2 separate regions of the Homo sapiens genome follow, and region 2 is linked to region 1. Evidence: chromatin loops called from intact Hi-C (ENCODE). Cell type or tissue: heart left ventricle. All regions are shown on one strand.

The links. Hi-C counts contacts between places; a loop is a spot of excess contacts. Peaks named below come from ENCODE experiments on the same cell type or tissue, not always from the same donor. Only the 100,000 strongest peaks of a DNase experiment are listed, where the experiment ranks them.
Region 2: a loop joins it to region 1, with 7 times the contacts of the local background. A loop is called at or near these places in 6 of 110 quality-filtered maps.

The regions. Positions count from the first base shown.
Region 1 is chr4:140,991,215-140,999,214 of GRCh38, reverse strand. The region is part of intron 1 of RNF150 (ring finger protein 150); the gene reads left to right. Among named protein-coding and RNA genes, the nearest start is that of RNF150, 140 kb to the left of the region's middle. In heart left ventricle, a CTCF peak has its summit at 2,167 (motif pointing left); no DNase peak of the experiment used is centred here; H3K27ac peaks cover 3,320 bases.
Region 2 is chr4:140,882,492-140,890,491 of GRCh38, reverse strand. The region is part of intron 6 of RNF150 (ring finger protein 150); the gene reads left to right. Among named protein-coding and RNA genes, the nearest start is that of TBC1D9, 130 kb to the right of the region's middle. RefSeq lists a silencer at 5,703-5,997. In heart left ventricle, a CTCF peak has its summit at 5,855 (motif pointing right); no DNase peak of the experiment used is centred here; H3K27ac peaks cover 2,039 bases.

The sequences.
Region 1 (8,000 bases):
CTTTAATAACAACAGGAGTTGTCATAGTTTTGTCTGCTTGTGAGATGGGATACCTCTTCACTGCTTTTTTGGAGTGCCAGGGTTTCTAAAATGTGGATTTTCAGAGTAATAAATTATCAGAGGAGACCATGTTCCACCTTCCCTACTTTGAGAATCTCAGCAAAACTCAGAGTGTGAGGAAGATTCTGTGTCAGCAGCAGCAGCAGCAGCAGCCTGCTTCGTGAGGCTTTGAGATCTAAAGTAGATTTAGTCTCACTGATTGGGAACTCCTAGGTTACAGGCTGCTGTTTTTATTCCACAAATATGAAGCTCACTATTTTTGGAAGCTAACTTGACTCTTGGTAGTGACATATTTTGCTGTTTGCATGTTATAGATCCTGGACCCAATGAGCTGGAAGGAACTAAGGAAGCTGAAAGGATTTGAGACAGATCCTGCAGAGTTCACATGATGGTGCAGGTTGCAGTCAGGAATGGCTTTGCAGGAACTAGGACCCTGGACTCCTCATGCCCACTCTGTCACTTTGAATTAGTGGCATGTTCTTGTGTTACAGTGGTGCTCCTCTGCAGGCCAAGCAGCATAGCTCCCACTTTAGCTCAGCTTATCTCTGGCTGGAGGACTGTGCTTCTCCACAAGAGTCCTTGATGGTAATGGTATTAATCTTCTCAGGCTGCCATGACAAAATGCCACAGTCTGGGTAGCCTAAACAACAGACACTTATTTTCTCACAGCTTTAGAGGCTGGAGATCCAAGATCAAGTTTCCAGCAGAGTTGGCTTCCTGTTCCTGGCTTGTAGATGACCACTTTCCCACTGTGGCCTCATGTGGCCTTGCCTCTGTGTGTGGCACACCTGATGTATCTTCCTCTTCTTAGAAGGCCACCAGTCCTTTTGGATTAGGGCCTCACCCTTATGACTTTATTTAATCTTGATTGCCTCCTTAGAGGCCCTGTCTTCATGTACAGTGACATTGAGTGTTTGGCTTTCAATAAATGAACTTTTGGGGAACACAATATGGTCAATAACATGACCCAGCCACTCAGTAAAATCTGCGGGCAACTGGACTGAACTCTATGCTGGGCAGCTGTATTTTGCGTTACCTAACTGAAGCAATTTCAGTTAAAGGATATTCAGAGAACGTTATTTATTGGGGCATCCTAAATTGAAGTCAGTGTGCAAATTTATCTGGAGTCTGTGAAAGCATTGGGCCACCAGCTAATACATTTAAAGTAATTTTTGGATAGGTCATACATGAGTATGATATGGAATTCAAAAGTATATACAGTGAAAGGTATGTCTCCCTCTCATTCCTCTATCCTAATCTGTGACTAGTGACTATTTTTGTACTGTTGTCTATGCATTGTCAAGCACTCTGTATGGACTCTTTTATTTTCTTTTTACATAAATATAGCATACTTCTAGACTTTGCTTTTTTCACTTAATAAATTGAGATAATTATTCACTATCCTTGCATATGCAGCTAGTATCTTTTTATACACACATATATGTGTGTGTATATATACACACACAGGCTGGAGTGCAGTGGCGCAATCTTGGCTCACTGCAACCTCCACCTTCCGAGTTCAAGCGATTCTCCTGCCTTAGCCTCCTGAGTAGCTGGGATTAAGGGTCAAAACCAAGAATATTCGTAGAGCTTTGTCTTTTAAGTGTTGGATTTGCTCATCAGCAGAGTTGATTCCTTCTTTGGGATGAATGACACAGGCATATGCCACCAAGCCCAGCTAATTTTTTGTATTTTTAGTAGAGATGGGGTTTCACCATGTTGGCCAGGCTGGTCTCGAACTCCTGACCTCATGATCCACCCGCCTTGGCCTCCCAAAGTGCTGGGATTACAGGCATGAGCCACCGCACCTAGCCAATACCTTTATATATTTTACGCTTTATAAAATCTGTAAAATATTTGATAGTATGTATACCACAATTTCCTAGCCAATCTCCTACTGATGGCATCTTAGATTATTATTTCTAGATTATAAATTATAGTTTTCTCACATATACAAACTGGGCTGCAGTAATCACCTGTATACATTATTTCACATATGTGTATATACACACACTCACTTCCATCTGTAGTCTCAGTTCCTAAAAGTGGAATTGCTGTGTCAAGAGGTATTTTTCTACTGGAAAAGAAGTTACTATATTGTTCCCCCTTGTGGTTTGTAGGACAGAATTCTTCAATGGGTCTGAAATATGAGAGAGTTTCCTGGAAGCAGAGAAACCACACAAATTTACTTCACACTGTATGTATTGGCTCATGAATCTCTCACATTCTGGAATGTTCTCCTAGTTCCTTTCTGCCTCATTACTTCCAGCTCACATTCTTCTCTCCTGTGAAGTTTTTCCTGATGACTGCTTTTCTCACTTTTATACTTGGTCTGTACCACACAATGAACATTTGCCACATGGCATTAGGAAACCTGGACTACAGGACTCTCCAACACTTTGCTAAATAGTTTTGCTCTTTGAATATTTCTTGTACAAATTTTTTCCCTAACTAGATCATAAGCTAGAAACCAAAATTTTTTACCTTGCTTCTCTAATGGTAACAGATAATTTTCGTAACGTTTAACAGGATAAGAAAGCACATTTACATCTATATTTTATTCTCTTGTCAACCCTTTGAAGTAGCCAGAGCAGTTATGATTCTAGCACAGAGGTGAAGAAGCTGCAGGTTAAATGCCCAAGTCACACAGCTATGAAGTGGGAAAGCCAAGACTTTAAACCAGTGTTAACTATTCCAAATCAAATTTTCTTTCTACTCTATCATGCCACCTCTTAACATTTAGTAGTGCTGACATTCAGTAACGACTTGTAGAAGGGATTAATAAACAATGTACAAGGAGCTCAAACAACTAAATAGGAAAAAAATCTAACAATCCAATTAAAAATGGGCTAAAAAATCTGAGTAGACATTTCTTAAAAGAAGACATACAAATGGCACACAGGTATATGATAAAATGCTCAACATCATTTATTGTCAGAAAAACGCAAATCAAAACTACTATGAGATATCATCTCACCCAAGTTAAAATGGTTTCTATCCAAAAGACAAGCAATAGCAAATACTGATGAGGATGGGGAAAAAGGGCAGCCTCATACAGTGTTGCTGGAAATGTAATTAGTATAGCCACTATGGAGAACTGTATGGCGGGTCCTCAAAAAACTAAAAATAGAACTCCCATATGATCCAGCAATCCCATTGCTAGGTATATACCCCCCCAAAAAAGGAAATCAGTATATGAAAGAGATATCTGAATCCCATGTTTCTTGCAGCACTGTTTACAGTAGCTAAGATTTGGAAGCAACCTAAGTGTTCATCAACAAACAAATGGACAAAGAAAATGTGGTACATATACACAATGGAGTACTATTCAGCCATAAAAAAAGATGATATCCTGTCATTTGCAACAATATGGATGGAACTGGAGAGCATTACATTAAGTGAAATAAGTGGGGCACCAAAAGACAAACTTCTCATGTTCTCACTCATTTGTGGAAGCTAAAAATAAAAACAACTGAACTCATGGAGATGAGATAGGAGGCGGGACACAACTCCAGAGGCAGGGTTCAGACACCAGACCAAATTGAGGATTAGCTAAAACAGGGATGGGGCGGAAGCAGCTTTCCATAAGACACGTCCACCATTGTGCCATGTCAGTTTACCATTCCCTAGAATGGCAACACCTAGAATTTACTGCCGCTTTCTATGGCAATGACCTGATGACCCAGAAGTTACCACCCATTTCCTAGAAATTTCTGCATAATCTACACCTTAGTTTGTATATAACTAAAAGTGGTTATAAATATGACTGCAGCACTGCCTCTGAGCTGCTACTCTGGGCACACTGCCTATGGGGTAGCCCTGCTCTGCTCTGAGCCGTACCTCTGCTGCTGCTGTACATTGCCATTTCAACAAAAGCTGCTAACACCACTGGCTTGCCCTTGAATTTTTTCCTGAGCAAAGCCAAGAACATTCCTGGGCTGAGTTCCAAATTTGGGGTTCACCTGCCCTTTATCATAGATAGAGAGTAGAATGATGGTTACCAGAGGCTGGAAAGAGTAGTAGGGTTGGAGTGGGGATGGTTAATGGGTACAAAAAATATAATTAGATAGAATGAATAAGTTCTAGTAATTGATAGCACAACAGGGTTATCACAGTCAATAATTTATCAGACATTTAAAAATTAATAAAATAGTATAACTGGAATGTTTGTAACACATAGAAATGTTAAATGCTGAAGTTATAAATACCTGTTTACCCTGATATGATTATTATTAAGCATTGTATGCTTGTATCAAAATACCTCATGTACCTCATAAATATAGGTACCTATTATACTGTGTACCCATAAAAATTAAAAATTAAAAAAAGACTTATAGATTGAACATAAACTTCTATCCAGATGGTCCAGGGAACACCAGAGGCGTAGCAACTTGGGTGGAAAATGCTTCCTGCCTTTTACTCTAGTGAGCCTAGCAAGCAAATCATTTCATCCTTCAGTGCTGCCTGTGCTCAGGGAATGTGTAAAACCTTTTTTCATTTTGTTATAGCCTAGGTTTCCTCATTCTTCAGATCTTACTTTTGGTCTTGATGCATTTTAAATGTGGTTTTTGTTGTGTAGAGAGCCACCACAATAAGGTCACTGTTCAATATTAGCCCCTGGCTTTGGTTTGTTAGGGCTGCTTAAATAGGCAGTGGTGTGTGTGTGTGTGTGTTGTGTGTGTGTGCGTGCACACACATGCACAGCAGCCCCACAATCAATATTTATCATAAATAACCTTCGTGATCATTTTACTATCACCTTCAACCTGTGCTCATGGTCAGATAGGCACACAGATGGGCTGGGACTTTGAGCACCCCTTCTGTCATATCCTTTGGGCCTTTGCCTTCAAGACAAACTAGTAACTTTTAATGTGGAGAGATCTGGCTGCAGCTTTCTACACTTTACCCTCTTTAAACTCTTGCAGGATTTGGCTGAGCTGTTTTGAAGCAGGCATGACCTTGGATTTCCACTCCAAACATGGTTAATCTGCTGCTCTTGTTTTTATTCCTTCCACGAGCAGTTCTCTTGGAGGGACTGGAAGCATGCATGTTTCTGGGTAGCCTGTGAAGGTCTAGAGGGAGTTAAGTTGAAGTGGGTAATTATTTGGAAAGCTGTATATTCTCAGATGTTGGTGGAGGCTATTTTTATGTCCTAGGTGGCAAATTATCACTGTTATGTCAACAACACCCACAAACGCAACTTTGTTTCATGCCACAATGTACCAGGTCCCCCATCCTTCCTGGGCAGTGTTTTCCGATGAGTAGGTGTCACCATCTTACTTAGAATTCTCTCCCCAAGATCTCTCTCATGACTGAAAGCCTAACAGTGCACTGAGATTTTCTTTTCTTGTTTGGAGGTGGGAAGATGAAGGTAGAGTGAGGGGAAAAAGGAGATAACCCTCCTTATCATCTTTGAGAAATCATGGCTTTAACATGTATCAAAATCAGTTCCTAGCTGAAGACAATCTATTCAAGCTGCGTGAAGACCTTAGGGAAATGATAAACTATCTTCGTTCTCCAGGCTGCATAAACAAGGCCATATAAACAGCTGGCCATGCCGGGGGCCTTCACTATGATCAGGGAAGACCTGGCTGTAGTTGCATGCCCCTGGAGGCCTACTCCAGAAATGTCTCTCGCTGCTACTTTCACTATGGGAGGCAGAATAATTGCTGCCAAAAATGTCCAGAACCTGTGAATACATTACCTTACATGTCAAAAGGGACTTCCCAGATGTGATTAAGTTGAGATCTTGAGATGAGGAGATTATTCTGGGTCATCCAGTGTAATTATAAGGATCCGTATAAAAGGGAAGCATGAGGGTCACAGAGAGAAAAAGAGATGATGAAGGAAGCAGAGTCCGAATGAGGTGGCTACAAGCCAAGAAATGTGGGCCATTTCTAGAAGCCGGAAAAGCCAAGGACATAGGTTCTCCCTTAGAATTCTCAAAGGAACGCAGCCATGCCAACACCTTGATTTTAGCCCAGCAAATCTATTTCATGTTTCTGATCTCTAAAACTGTAAGATAATTTTGTGTTGTTTTCAGGCCTGAGTTGTGGCAATCTCTCATAGCAGTGATAGGAAACCAATGCATCCACCAAGACGGTTCTTGACACCCCAAGGGAGGATGAGCGACTCCCGAGAGCATTGTTTTCCCGTCCTCTCCTGTGGATCCTGGGGAGGAGAAGTGATACCACTGCCTTTGGTCACCTGCTGCTCTGCTCTCGGGTGCCTCCCTTGGCTCCTGAGCACAAGGAAGAGGCTGTCCTGTCATTGTTATTAGACCTCAGTTGCCCTCTTCTGCACCAGCCCTTGACATGCCGCCAAATCCCAACTCTTTTCCCCAGGAAGCAGCAGATATCCTCTCCGTCTAGGATGGCCAACTTCACAGTTGTCCCTAGCATGAAAGGGGGAGGAGAATGGCTCATGACTGTGTCCAGCCCATTCTTTGAAGTAAGTACAGTATTTCTAAGTGCCCCTTACCCATCAGGGAGGGCCAGGGTTAGAAAGCCTTGTCATATCCAGGAAAGCTTCACTGAGGGTTAAAGGTAGAGGACACTATGACACTGCCTCTGCTGCTTTTGCTCAGTCTGTAGTGCCTCTCCTCTCTCCCGCTAACAGCAGTGGGAGCAAGGCCCAGCTGACTGTGTGGCCACCTCCTTTATGTCTCCCAAGCCTGCCCCAGAAAGAAGCAGTACTGTTCAACATTCTGTTTTATTCCTTTTTTTTCCCCATTCCCTGGTTAACTCTTTTTTAATTTTTGTTTTTCATTATTATTGTTATTTTGTAGAGATGGGATCTCACTCTTCACCCAGGTTTGAGTGCAGTGGCATGATCATGGCTCACAGCAGCCTCCAACTTCTGGACTCAAGTGATCCTCCTACCTCAGCCTCCCAAAGTGCTGGGTGCATTACAGGCATAAGCTACCACACCTGGCTCCCCAATTAACTCTTTATCTAATTATCCCTAACAAGTTTGTCTTGAAATTCCTGTGTACTCAGATAGAAATTCTGAAGGCTAAGGACAAGGTATATAAAAATAAACCCAAGTATACTAAAGTTTTATATAAAGACAACTCAGGTTAGTATGTTACTCCATATTCTTTTTTGATAAGGAATGTGAGAACTTGAATTTTTCAGATATTATTAGTAAAGTCTCATCCTTTTAGAAATAAACCAGATTTACTAGATTGCATGTCTTTTCAGAAGACATTTTGTATTATTTTAAGAATTATTGAGTGACCTTGTTAAGATTTGGACTATCTGAAGGTAAGAGTATTAACATGATTCCAGTCTTTTCACATTTTATATAATTGTTCTATCATTACACTGGGAAAAATCAGCCAGGCTTTTCTCTGCTCTCTAAATGTATCCTTTAGTTAATATTATTCACATATAAATTATTGTTGTAAAATTTCATATAGAATATACTTCATATTTAGAAAGATGCTCTATCAGTTGCTCAGCAACCCAAATATGTAACTGTCTTTTGCCTTAATTAGAATCCTATTTAAGGTTGAAGTCTTGACATTCAGTGTTCTGTATTTCCAGTGAGGAAATGAAGTTTTATGGTTGTAATGTGTTGGCATGGTTCTGAGGCTCCAGAAATTAATATTTGCAAATGATATTCCAAACAAAAATTAACTCAAGATAGATTAAAGACTTAAATCTAAAACCCAAATCTATAAAAACCCTAGAAGAAAATCCAGACAATACCACCACTCAGGATATAGGCACAGGCAAAGATTTCATGACAAAATCACCAAAAGCAATTGCAACAAAAGCAAAAATTGACAAATGGGATCTAATTAAACTAAGGAGCTTCTGCACAGCAAAAGAAACTATCATCAGAGTGAACAGGCAACCTGCAGAATGGGAGAAAATTTTTGCAATCTGTCCATCTGACAAAGATCTAATATCCAGAATCTACAAGGAACTTAAACA
Region 2 (8,000 bases), 110 kb after region 1:
TAATATCATTATATTGGGGTTTAAGCTTTCAACATATGAATTTGGGGGAACAGAAACATTTAGCACACAACACATGTACAGGGAAAAATTGTTATAATAGTGAAAAATATTGTAAATAACCTAAAGGTTTCTCTGTTGGGGAAAGGACGAATAAACTATAGCATATTCTTAGATGGACTAGTTTTTTTTGTAGCAGTTAACAAGAATTAAATACATAACGAATTAAATCTGAAAACAAGATAAGGAAAAATAAGTAAATTGCAGGATAACACAAATAGCAAGCTTTCTTTCGTATAAAAAATGCTAACACAAAACATTATGTAACTTGTACATTGATTTTTTTGTTACCTGCACACATACACACACACTGATTTGCATGAAAGATACTGGAAGAATTCATATCAAATCAGAGTGGTGGTTGCTGTGTTGGGGATATGAAACTAGTGGTGAGACACAAAAGGAGCTAATGTGGGGGTTTTTATTTGTTTTTTGTTTTGCCTTAATTAAAAAGGCAGGCTTAAATGAAACATCATTCATTCAATAAAAATTTATTCAGAGCCTAGTAAAATTCAGATCCTCCTTTCTATGCTGGGGAATCTTGGGGCAATGCAGGCAGTTCCTGACTTCATGGAGATTACATCCTATTGAATAAGATAAGAAATATAGAATATAATGTCAGGATTCAATTATCAAAAATAAAATGAAAATGAGGCCAAGTAAGGAGTTAGAGAATGACCAGGGACTATTAATTAGGGCAGGCAATCAAGGAGGGCTTATCTGAGAAAGTGACATTGGACAGAGACCTAAATATCATTAAGCATTGACACTTAGTGATGGAGACACCGCAGTTTGGTTTACTATATTATTCCCTGTACCTTTGTAGCATTTAAAAATCTCTCTTTCCGCCCACCAAAAAAAATTCTGCTTCAGAGTAGCATGAGATTTTTAAAGAGGTACCAAACCCAGATGAAGCATTTAGGGATTGCAAACTTTTGAATCAATGATTGGGGTTAGGAGGAATGTGTATAGAAAAACATCACATAAAGTAATGACTTGGTTTTATAAGTGGGAAACAAAAAATGCAAATTATTTTTTAAAATACCAACTCCAGAATTCAACAAAATCTTCCTGATAGGTAAGGATTCAGGAAAAATCACAGTACTTCTGAAAGGTGTGAGAATAGAGGTGTCAAACCTTCACCAGGAGGGATAAGATTTTTAATTTTATCAAAAGGGAATGTGACTCTTTTAAAAAGAAGTTTGAGAATCTGCTCCAGAAGGGAAAATAAATCGTTTAAATGAATTGTTTAAGCCAGGCACAGTGGCTCATGTCTGTAATCCCAGCACTTCGAGAGGCTGAGGCAGGAGGATTGCTTGAGCCCAGGAGTTTCAGACCACCCTGGGCAACACAGCAAGACCCCATCTCTATTTTTTCATTTAAAAAAAAAAACAAACTGTTTAAAGAGTTAGAAGACCCAATCTCAGCACTGACATAGTAAATATTATCCCATTCAACCAACATGAGATGCTGGGTTTCTTATCTATCTCCTTCGTATGAAGTGAATGGGATGGGTTAATATAATCATGAACAACTAAATAGCTTCAACTTTATCATGATCACCAATAGCCTACTTTTTATTAAGGATTTCTTTGAGCCAGAAATAGGGATGAATGCTTTATATTCATTATCTTATTTGGTTGAGAGAATTATTGAGTAAATAATCTCTAAGTCTCTTTCAGCTTTATCAGCCTAGTAAGGAAACAAGAAGAAAGCACAAGAGACTGCTACATGAGCTGTGGTTTCCATCTGCAGGGGCAAAATGGAAGACAAATGTCAGGCTCAGCTCAGTCCCCCTTATTCCTTTTGCCCTTTCATGTATCCTTACCTTGTTGAGCAGCTTACCTCATTTGTATCTCTTTTATTTTCACCCTAAACTCATAGCAAGGAATTCTTGTTGCAAGGACAAATATTTATTACAAATTCTGTTTTTTGTTCTAAACACAAAGAGCTGAAAATTATGTTCTGTGAGCCAGAGGAATGGGTAGGGTTATGATCTTATAAAATGCATGACTGCCCCATTGCTCTTGTTACTATATGCTTTAGATAAAATCCATTAGATTGTCCGGGAAGGCATGTGAACACACCAGTCCTAGGTGAATTTCAGTAATTTATTGTTGGGACATCAACCCAGGCTCCGGGTCAAAACATCAAGCCTCTTTTCTGTAGCTAAGAGTGAGTCTGTCACCTTTTCAGAGCTTATTCATACCACCACTTTGAGCCATCCCCTCCTCCCCATCCCCCAACATACCAGTTATGACCTGCTTTCAAACCAACTAAAGGTGAATTATGCAGTATTTATTGGAAGATGAGCAACCAGAGATTCTTCTAAACAAATTACTTACAATCCTTAAGGTTTTTAATCAGGCTTCTTCACGTGCTTTCTGGAGAAACAGATAGTCAGAATGGTCAGAAATGATAAAAACCTTAAATAGACTGGAAGTCAAACAGGTTGATGTAAAATGATGCCAGCATAATAAGAGCTAAGCATGCTCATGTCAGTGTTTGGTCTCCAGTTATCATTGAGCTGTTTACCTTATAATGTGTTTATGCTCTTCCTGAGGACTATATATTTAGGCACATTATTTAAAATGCTTCTTTCTTTTTGAAAATGCAGGTGTAAGAGAGTATGTTTCTATTTGTTTTCCTCTTCCCCACCCCTCCCAGAGCAAAGTAAAGGATTCCCTGCTTTGCTGTGTTCTGCAGCTTGACCTTTAAACCAGACTTTGTGTTTCCATCAGAGCCCTGTTCTCTAGTTTCTTCTGGCTCTAGTGTTGTGCTATTTTGTAACAGGGTGACACTTGTACAAGCAGTAGGGATAAGGCTGTCACATGGTGAATGAACTTTTTATGAAATGTTGATGCGTCGACCTACATCCAACAACACTGAAGAAATAGAATATTACAGAAACAGTGGGATGATAGCCAGGGAAAGGAAGGGTATAGTTTGTCACCAGCACATTAATGGGCAAAGAAGGAGCCCAGAAAGCTTAGTGGGGAAAGAATAAAACATATTCTCAGTAAATATATTAAATCCAATATTAGCTGCATATTATCTGGCATAGCGTATAGTGCACATACTGCGTAGCATTGTGCGTTATGTTTATATGCATGTGTATTTATCAAATCTCATTACAGGCTACAAAAAATGTATTATTATCAGTACTTTACTGATGAGGAAGCTGAGATTGTTTATTTCTCAAGATTTTATCTAAGCAAGTATTTGTCAAGTATCAACATCATATCATACATGTAAGTTAAATAGAGCTGTGGTAATTTAGCCTGGCATTCAAATCCTTCTGCAATCTGAATACCACCTATCTTTCTAATACCATTGCCTGTATTGAGTTACACCAGTCAGGAAAATGGAAATCACTCTAGGGATTTCAGAATAAGGAAATTTAATTCAAGAACTTAATTACAAAAATTTTGGGGGAAAATGAACAATTCCTACTTTGCACCATACATTAGCTTGAAATGAGTCATAGATCTCTATGTAAAAGCTAAAAGTATAAAAGTTCTAGAAGAAAACATAGGAGTAAATGCTAGCAACTTTAGGATAAGCAAATATTTTTTAGATAGGACTTAAAAAGCGAACCATTGACAAAGTTGATATGTTGGCCTTTATCAAAATTTAAAACTTTTAAAATTAGCTAGCTGTGGTGGTACGCACCTGTAGTCCCAGCTACCAGGGAGGCTGAGGTAGAGGGGGATTGCTGGAGTCCAGGGTGTCGAGGCTGCAATAAGCCAAGATTGTGTTGCTGCACTCCAGTATGGTCAACAGAGTGAGACTGTCTAAAAATAAATAAATAAAACTTTTGTTCCTTTAAGGACATCTTTAAGAAAATGAAAAGTCAGGCCTCAAGCTGAGAGAAAATATTTGCAATACCTATGTCTAACAAAGAATTTGCATTCAGAACATATAAAGAATTTGCATTCAGAACATACAACTCAGTAAGAAGACAAACAACCCAATTTAAAAATGGGCAAAGCATGTGGGTGACCTGCCTTATGTCACTAGTGGAGCATTGTGGGATGCCTAGTTCAGCTTTTCTTATTTATTTCCTGTTTTTCACTACTACCCACTCCACTCAGCTGAACACAACCACATACACACTTGTATGCACACTCCTCTATTCTGGAAAAATGTGGAGTAAAAGCAAATAAGTAAAAGCTAACATTGACTTGAACATTCACTTTCCAAAATAGATGTACATACTTTTCTTTTTTTTTTTTTTTTTTTTTGTGATGGAGTCGCCCTCTGTTGCCCAGGCTGGAGCGCAGTGGCGCTATCCCGGCTCACTGCAAGCTCCACCTCCTGGGTTCACACCATTCTCCTGCCTCAGCCTCCCGAGTAGCTGGGACTACAGGCGCCTGCCACCACGCCCGGCTAATTTTTTTGTATTTTCAGTAGAGACAGGGTTTCACTATGTTAGCCAGGATGGTCTCGATCTCCTGACCTCGTGATCCACCCATCTCGGCCTCCCAAAGAGATGTACATACTTCTTAGAACATATATAAAAAGAAGCTCAAGCTAGGTGCTGTGGCTTACGCCTGTAATCCCAGCACTTTGGAAGGCTGAGGCAGGCGGATCCCTTGAGGTCAGGAGTTTGAGACCAGCCTGGCCAACATGGCAAAAATCCCATCTCTACTAAAAGTATAAAAATTGGCTGGGCATGATGGTATGCACCTGTAATCCCAGCTATGTGGGAGGCTGAGGCAGGAGAATTGCTTGAACCTGGGAGGCCGAGGTGGGCAGATCACCTGAGGTCAGGAGTTCAAGACCAGCCTGACCAACATGGAGAAACCCCGTCTCTACTAAAAATACAAAACTAGCCGGGCATAGTGGTGCATGCCTGTAATCCCAGCTACTCGAGAGACTGAGGCAGGAAAATCGCTTGAACCCGGGAGGCAGTGGTTGCAGTGAGCCGAGATCGCACCACTGCACTCCAGCCTGGGCAACAAGAGCAAAACTCCGTCTCAAAAAAAAAAAAAAAAAAGATATATGTACATATATATAAAATATATGTACTCTTTTATAATATATTATATATAATATATATATAAATTAGCTGGGTGTGATGGCACGCACCTGTAATCCCAGCCACTTGGGAGGCTGAGGCAGGAGAATTGCTTGAACCTGGGAGGCAGAGGTTGCAGTGAGCTGAGGTCACACCACTGCACTCCAGCCTGGGCGACAGAGCAAGCCTCTGTCTCAAAAAAAAAAAAAAAAAGACTGATGTTGGAAAAAATGTAGAGAAACTAAAACTCTTGTACACTGCTTGTAGAGATGGAAAAACAGTACAGCCATGTTGAAAAAAACTGTTTGGAAGTGACAGGAGGAAGATGGCATAATAGAAAGCCCCAGATCCTCCTTCCTCCATGGAGATACCAACGGACTTAAGAAATGTGTATAGACCAATTGTCTTTGGAAGAAATAACAGAAACAAGTTAAGAAGTTCCTGCACTCCAGGCAAGGACAAAGCCAAGTGCTTGGAAGCCCAGGAGGAAAATTCATGGAACCCACTCATTCACCAGAGCCCCTCCCCTCTAGTATAGCATGGTGCCATTGGAGAAAACTCCCAACTCAGAGTTCTTCTCAAGCAGAGAAAGAGAAAAATGATTGTAAAGTGGGATGTCTAATATTCTGACTTTTGGAGGGGGTGTTACCTAAGGGACTGGCTTCTGTCTTCCCGAAATCTAAGCACAGACAGGAACAAGGCAGCAGGTCAGGGGGCCAAAAAAAACAAAAGTGATGAAGAGGACTTGGTTGAGCACGTGTCTCAAACATAAACACAAGGGGGAGCTCCAGTACCACAGCTTGCTACAAAGCACCAGAAAGGCTTCAGTGATGCAGACACTGGGGAAGCTTCTGAGTAAAACTGGCAAACCTCTGCAATTAGATTACATACAAAAACCCAGAAAGCACACATCCTCAGAAAAGGCCTGAGAGATCTCCAGAATCTCTAGCTGGGCTGGTTGGCGAACTACCTGTACCTGTATGAAACCAGACTGCAAAGACTGGGAGAAGTGGCAGATAATTCAAATACTGAAGTCCCAACAAAGCATGAAAAGGAGTACAAAGAAACAGGAAAATATGGCCCAATCAAACGAACAAATTAAATATCCAGAAATTACCCCTAAAAAATGGAGATATATGAATTATCAGATAAATCGTTTCAAAAGAATCATCTTAAAGATGCCCAATGAATTAAAGGAGAGCACAGATAGACAGCTGGATATAATTAGGAAAATGATGTATGAATAAAATGAGAATATCAACAAAGAAAAACTATGAAGAAGAAACAAACAGAAATTCAAGAGTTGAAGACTACAGTAACTGAATTGAAAATTTTACTGAGGGAGATTAACAGCAGACTTGATTAAACAGAAGGAAGAATCAGTGAACTTGAGGAAAAGTCACTTGAAATTATCAAGTCATAAGAGCAAAAAAAAAAAGTGAAGTACAATAAAGAAAGCCTAAGGGACTTATGCTGTACCATCAGGTGGACAAATATGTGCATCATGAGAGTTCTAAAAGAAAAAGGGAGAGAGAAAGGGTCAAAGAGCTTCTTCAAAGGCATAATGGCTGAAAGCTTCCCAAATCTAAGGAAAGATATGAACATCTAAATTCAAGAAGTTCAGTGAGCTCTAAATATGGTAAACCTAAAGAGGTCTACACTGAGACACATTACAATCAAATTGTCCAAAGTCAAAGACAGAGATAGAATCTTGAAAGCAGCAAGAAAAAATTAGCTTATCACACACAAGGGAGCTTACATATGATTATCAGCAGATTTCTTAGCAGAAACCTTATAGGCTAGAAAAGAGTGAGATGATATATTTAAAGTACTGAGAAAAAGGGAAAAAAATGTCAACCAAAAATACTATATACTGAAAAACTGTCCTCAAAACTGAAGGGGAAATAAAGACTTGCCCAGATTAACAAAAGCTGAGAGAGTTTGTCATCACTAGACCTGCCTTACAAGAAATGCTAAAGTGAGTTCTTTAAGTTGAAACAAAAGAACATTAGATAGTAACACAAAAGCTTACGGCACCATGAAGCTCAGTGGCAAAAGTAAATATGTAGACAAATACACAATACTGTGATAGGGTGGTGCATAAATACTGTAATGGTGGTACATAAATCACTTTTAATTCTGGTATAGAATTTAAAGGACAAAGGTGAAAAAAACTACTTTAATGGATGTAAAATATACTAAAGATATAATTTATAACATCAGTAACTTAGTGTAGAAGGGAATATATAAGAGTAGAGTTTTTATATGTGGCATTATCTGCTTAAAATAGATTATTATAACTCTGACATGTTTTATGTCATCTCTATAGTAACCACAAAGAAAATACTCAAAAAAGTACACAAAAGATAAATGAGAAACAAATCAAAGTATATAGCACTACAAAAAAAAATGAACAAAACTAACAAGAAGGCAGCAAGAGAGGGAAAAAGAGAGATAACTACAACATAGAAAATGATAAAATGAAAATAATAAGTACTTCCCTATCAGTAATTACTTTAACTGTGAATAAACTCTCAGATCAAAAGACTAAATAAATGAAAAACAAAAGGTAACTATATGCCGTCTACAAGGCAGTCACTTTAGATTTAAGGACATACCTGAGCTAAAGGGAAAAGATGAAAAAAGATGTTCCATGTAAATGGTAACCAGAGAGAACAGAGGTGCTCATATCAGAAAAAATTAGACTAAGTAAACAACTGTCACAAGAGACAAAGAATGTCATTATATAATGATTAAAAGGTTAATTATTCAGAAAGATATAACAATTATTAATATATATTTACCTAACAGAGCACCCAAATATATGAAGTAAACATGTACAGAATTTAAAGGGAAAATAGTAACACAATAAGAGTAAGAGATTTCAATACCCCATTTTCAAAAATAGATAGAAAACCAGACT